Regions from separate parts of the Homo sapiens genome. Here region 1 is linked to region 2. A link is a loop called in an ENCODE intact Hi-C map of the cell type or tissue named here. Cell type or tissue: Panc1. All regions are shown on one strand. Each heading gives the region's core, and the rest is flanking DNA. Links, peaks and the distances in the headings are about the cores only.

What was found. Hi-C counts contacts between places; a loop is a spot of excess contacts. Peaks named below come from ENCODE experiments on the same cell type or tissue, not always from the same donor. Only the 100,000 strongest peaks of a DNase experiment are listed, where the experiment ranks them.
Region 1: a loop joins it to region 2, with 2.4 times the contacts of the local background. A loop is called at or near these places in 10 of 110 quality-filtered maps.

What each region holds. Positions count from the first base shown.
Region 1 is chr5:140,037,175-140,040,077 of GRCh38, forward strand. The region is part of intron 1 of NRG2 (neuregulin 2); the gene reads right to left. Among named protein-coding and RNA genes, the nearest start is that of NRG2, 4.7 kb to the right of the region's middle. In Panc1, for the core only: no CTCF peak of the experiment used is centred there; a DNase peak (open chromatin) is centred at 1,567; H3K4me3 peaks cover 1,755 bases; H3K27ac peaks cover 2,437 bases.
Region 2 is chr5:140,112,226-140,115,070 of GRCh38, forward strand. PURA (purine rich element binding protein A) reads left to right here and starts at 1,884. Exons shown (of 1, transcript NM_005859.5): 1 at 1,884-2,845. The coding sequence starts at 1,957. RefSeq lists silencers at 1,062-1,141, 1,512-1,751 and enhancers at 2,332-2,401, 2,414-2,845, 2,432-2,845. In Panc1, for the core only: CTCF peaks have their summits at 1,638 (motif pointing left) and 1,838; a DNase peak (open chromatin) is centred at 1,828; H3K4me3 peaks cover 2,500 bases; H3K27ac peaks cover 1,648 bases.

The sequences.
Region 1 (2,903 bases), core at 289-2,788, 75 kb before region 2:
AGTTTTCTCTTTTTGTCTGTGAAATCATGTGATCTCCCACATGGACTCTACTGTGAGATCACCAAGCGTGTGAAACAATAAGAATTGCTGTATGGGTTGAGATGCAGCCCTAAATCTCAGTGATAAACCTTTGGATCTCTCCTTTGAGCATCCCAGTTAAGACTTATACAATGTATTGTCAGGGAAAACTTAACGGCAAAGTATCTGAAAAATAAGTTGGTATTTTCATTCCTGAGTCCAGAATTATATTTGTGAGGTAAGGTATTGAGGAGAAAAGAGGATCCTTTAATAGATACTTGAGATAGAGGACTCAGAGATCACTGGAACTAGGTAGATAAGATCTTGGGCCAGGTTAAGAAAATATGTATTACCTGGGAAGAATTTACCACAAAATTGGCTTAATGGCAAAATTAACATTCTCCCTCTGTTGAAAGAAAATTTAAGACTACTTTGGGCCGGGCGCGGTGGCTCACGCCTGTAATCCAAGCACTTTGGGGGGCCAAGGCGGGTGGATCACGAGGTCAGGAGTTCGAGGCCAGCCAGGCCAAGATGGTGAAAACCCGTCTCTACTAAAAATACAAAAATTAATCGGGCGCGGTGGCGGGTGCCTGTAATCCCAGCTACTCAGGAGGCTGAGGCAGGAGAATTGCTTGAACCAGGGAGACGGAGGTTGCAGTGAGCTGAGAATGTGCCACTGCACTCTAGCCTGGGCGACAGAGCAAGACTCCATCTCAAAAAAAAAAAAAAAAAAAAGACTGCTTTGAAAAACATTGTGTTTTTAGAGAAACACACACTTCAAGAATAAATTATTCCTGAATATTTTACCACAGAGCCTTAAAGCGGGGTAGCTGAGAACAGGGATTAAGAAGGAAACTTTTCATCATATATTTTTATGTATTTTCTGAATTTTGAGCCATATAAATGTGCTACAGCTCCAAAAATATAAATATAATTTTATAAAGAAAAAACTAATTGATATTAGGAAATAAAATTAAAATGCCCTAGATAAAACAGGATAGTAAAGGGGAAGCACACTTGCTTTGATTAGGGGCCGAGAGGAAGTTAGTCACCTAGATTGTTAATATACCACCATCCCTAGCTCTCAAACTGTTTGTTAATTCAAACCGACGGTTGTTTTATTTTTGTTTAAATTTGGGGGTGGGCAAGTAGTAATCTACCTTCCAAAAGAAAAAAAAATAAGAGGGTCTTTTCCAGCAAGATCTTTATTCTCCAGTGCTCAAATCCCATTAACACTAATCAGCACAATGATTAAGCACATTGTGGTTAAGTACTCTAGTTGATAATGATTCTTTCGGAAGAAAGGTTCCCATAGCGACAGGTAAAGGCTATCATCAAACTCAGCTTTTCAGCACAGGACTTGATGTCACAGGTCAGAGAGTTAAGATTGTTTTAGTTTTAATCTGGAGGCTTTCTTTAACTTCACTTGACTTTATCCATTCAAATGACACTGATGGAGAGTCCTTCTATAAACCAGGCAAAGTACGAAACGCGGCAGGGCAGGAGAACTAGGAGAAAGAAGACCTCAAAGATAAGCTATTGTTCCTACCCCAAGAATGCAGTCTGCCGAGGAAAGCAGCCACTACAAGAAATAATGACATTAGGGTGGTAATTCAATCGTTAAATCTACAACCATGCCTTGTCCTCATCACTAGGACTGGTCAGTTTCTAATCTAGTTTCACTTTCCCATCTTCAAGCTGCAGCACAGCTGGGTTTCCAGCTGGCTGGGGAAGAAAAGATTCTTTAAATAAACAGCATTTAAAAAATATGTAGTCGCTTTTGCTATACTGAATTTTGTGAACCACCTTTCTCTAATATGTGAATCTGGGTGCCACATTAATTTAAAACTATCCTAAAGAATGTAAAAATCCTTAGGAATACACCTTTCCTTGTAGCAACAAAGTACACTATACACTGGAAAACTGCTAATCAGGAAATCCCAAAGAAAGAAATGATCTTCATTTTTTATGCTATTTACTGCATCTATTCAATAAGGAAACTGCTTAAAAACATGAATATAAGAAAACAACAAGATAGGGTGTAATTATACCAAAATATATGCAACCATCTTTTAAAATGCAGGACTATTTGCAGAACATGATGTTTTTATAACATTGTACAGAATTGCTAATCCCTGCAAGGCCTTTCTAACTCTTTTTCCTCGCCTTTCCACAGAAGGCACAGAAAACACCTCCCTCCATACAATGCAATCTTCTAAGAAATGCAAAGATTTTACTCAACTCTATCACCAGATGTACTCTTTCTGGATAAATGATACACATTAGATATGTAAAAATATCACTCTGGCAGGTCTTGCTCTTCCAGAAAGACCCCTGTCTACCTTTCCCCACCTTAGATCACAGACTTCAAGTCAACATTTCATGGTGGAAACGAGCCATTTATGAGGACTGATAAGAAGAGGTCCAGTGTGACCTCCTGCATTGATGCTCCTGAGGCCAATTTTTAAACACAATATTATCCCTCCATATTTTGCCCCCCTCCAAAAAAAAACCCACGGGCTTTCTAGGTGACTTCCCAGAGAACCACACCTCTCAGAACCTACACACACTCAGACCTGAAACTAGCTAAACAAAGCAACAATGCAACCTCAGTTGCTCAATGTAACGGCCATGACGACAGTTTCCAAGTGCCAGTTTCCCTATTTTGCAATGGGCAAATCTGCTCCAAGGAGAAAATGTTCCCAATGACCCTGTGGCCCAGAGGGCTTTCTTTAGAATAGAAAACAGAAAATGAATTTGTTAGTTATTTCCTGCTAAGCACAAGGACAGTGTTGTGGTTAGTTAGGATGATTTTGTTTCCTTATTTAATATAGCATTACCAGTACATGTTTTCTTTAACCACATAGTAGAAAACAAGAAAATGC
Region 2 (2,845 bases), core at 346-2,845:
TTGTCCCTCGGGCTAAGAGTGAGGGAGGCAAGTCTCCTTACTTTTGGGGGAAGCGGGAGATGCTCAATGGGAATAGAACCCACAAATGGAATAGGTATACTTTTCTCAGGATAGAGGCAACGATCTGTGCTTGAGAAAGCCAGGGGCAGAGCTGTGTGATCTGTGTCTCTCAGCTGCCTGTAGAAGGTGATGGGGGAGAGAGTGGGCGCATTGGCAGGGGGGGGTCCCCTGGAGATAGGCCTTAGCTTTCCCCAGAGTGCCAGGGCTGCAGACTGCAGTGAGAGAGTACAAGCACTCAATACCTATCTGGAAATAAGCCCTAGGTTATACGTCAGGTCTAGTAAAAGAGAAATCAGGTATCTCTGAGCTCCTCTACTCCTGAGCCCCTAATACCAGAGAAGATCCTTTTTAGCTATCACCGTCCAAAGACTCACTGGTTAATTAATGGTCAGCAACTTAGCTGTCTGCATAAAAACCAGCGACCACTTAATATGTTACTTTTGGGAGTGGGATCTCTCCTTGACACAAGTTTCTGGGAAGAGTAAAAGGGGCAAGCGAACCTGCTTTAATGAATCCCGTAAGGAACTGCGTTTCCCAGGAAATTCCTGACATTTTTAGCTCATGAATTTCCGAAAGCCTGCTTGGTTTTCTCCTCCATTCTGGGTCCTTCCAGAAAGGAAGAAGAGTGGGCTAGGGTCTGAATGCTCACAGGGCCTGGTTCATCCGCAGAGCTGGCCAGCAACTCAGGCTGGGCTCAGCCCTGAGCAGGGTGCCCCCCTTCCCCAAATCTCAGAAGGAGGAGGGGGAGGCGGGCGGGCAGGCAGTCAGTCGTGGTCCCAAGGGGGACTGGCTGCAGGTTTTTGGGTGAGTGTGGAGTTTCTTTTTGATTGTTGCATGTGGGGAAGGGCAGAGTCGACGGGAACAGTCACTGCGGGCACCCTAGCCCTGGTGCGTCTACTGTCCTCTGCTCGGCTCCCCCCATCGGTGAGTGCGCCCGCCCGCCCGACTGTGCGGGGCTGCGGTTGGGGGGAGGGGGGAGCGGGATCATCTGAGGCCAGAGCCACTGCCGTGTGTGCGGGGAGGGGGAGCGGCGGGAGAGAGAGGGGAGGGACAGGCTAGGTGTCTGCTGCTCCACGCCACTGCTGCCGGCGCCCCGACCTCATCCCCAGCAGCCCCCTCTGCAGCTAAGGGTTACCACCGCACCACCTCTCTTCTTTGCCTGCCTCAGCGGCCAAGGCTCTGCGGTAGGAGACAACCCAGCCGGGTGGCGGGTGGGCCTGTCTAGGTTTGGGTTTGGGTCTTGCTGAGGCCCGCATGAGAGGGGGTGGCCGTGACTCGGTGTCCCCTCTTTGCAGGGGGCTCTGCTGCGCCGCGCAGGCCCCTCCTCCTACATCCTCTTTGGGGGGTCACTGGAAAGCAGAGCTTAGGCCCACTCTCTGTGCTTAGTATGGCAGACTCCTTCTCACCCCTAGTCCCCTAACTCCCCAGGCCGAGGCCGCCTAGGGTCTGCCCAACAGCGACAGCCACGGTGGTGGTGGTGGTGGTGGTGGTGGTAGCAGTGGTGGCGGCAGCAGCGGCAGCAGCAGCTGCGACGCTGCGCGTCCTGCTCCCTCTCCCCCACCCAGCCAGGGTTGTAGGGTGAGGGCCGGTGGGTGGGCGCCGCCTGGCGGGCGGGCGGACGGGGGGCTGGCAGCGGGGAGGGGGCGCAGGTCACGTGCCGGCGGGCGGGTGGGCGCGTACAGTAGGGCGCCCTGCTACTGTACTGGGGAGTCAGTGCCCTGTTACCGGGTCTCGTCTGTCTCGTCTCTCCCGCAGATCTCGCGAGAGTGGCTGACTGGCTGTGGGGGTTGCGGCGGCAGCAGGCGGAGCCGGGGAGGGAAAGCAGCGGCGGCTGAGGCGACTGAGGCGGCGGGCGGAGCGGCAGGCGGCGGCGGCGCGGCAGCGGAGCGCAGCATCATGGCGGACCGAGACAGCGGCAGCGAGCAGGGTGGTGCGGCGCTGGGTTCGGGCGGCTCCCTGGGGCACCCCGGCTCGGGCTCAGGCTCCGGCGGGGGCGGTGGTGGCGGCGGGGGCGGCGGCGGCAGTGGCGGCGGCGGCGGCGGGGCCCCAGGGGGGCTGCAGCACGAGACGCAGGAGCTGGCCTCCAAGCGGGTGGACATCCAGAACAAGCGCTTCTACCTGGACGTGAAGCAGAACGCCAAGGGCCGCTTCCTGAAGATCGCCGAGGTGGGCGCGGGCGGCAACAAGAGCCGCCTTACTCTCTCCATGTCAGTGGCCGTGGAGTTCCGCGACTACCTGGGCGACTTCATCGAGCACTACGCGCAGCTGGGCCCCAGCCAGCCGCCGGACCTGGCCCAGGCGCAGGACGAGCCGCGCCGGGCGCTCAAAAGCGAGTTCCTGGTGCGCGAGAACCGCAAGTACTACATGGATCTCAAGGAGAACCAGCGCGGCCGCTTCCTGCGCATCCGCCAGACGGTCAACCGGGGGCCTGGCCTGGGCTCCACGCAGGGCCAGACCATTGCGCTGCCCGCGCAGGGGCTCATCGAGTTCCGTGACGCTCTGGCCAAGCTCATCGACGACTACGGAGTGGAGGAGGAGCCGGCCGAGCTGCCCGAGGGCACCTCCTTGACTGTGGACAACAAGCGCTTCTTCTTCGATGTGGGCTCCAACAAGTACGGCGTGTTTATGCGAGTGAGCGAGGTGAAGCCCACCTATCGCAACTCCATCACCGTGCCCTACAAGGTGTGGGCCAAGTTCGGACACACCTTCTGCAAGTACTCGGAGGAGATGAAGAAGATTCAAGAGAAGCAGAGGGAGAAGCGGGCTGCCTGTGAGCAGCTTCACC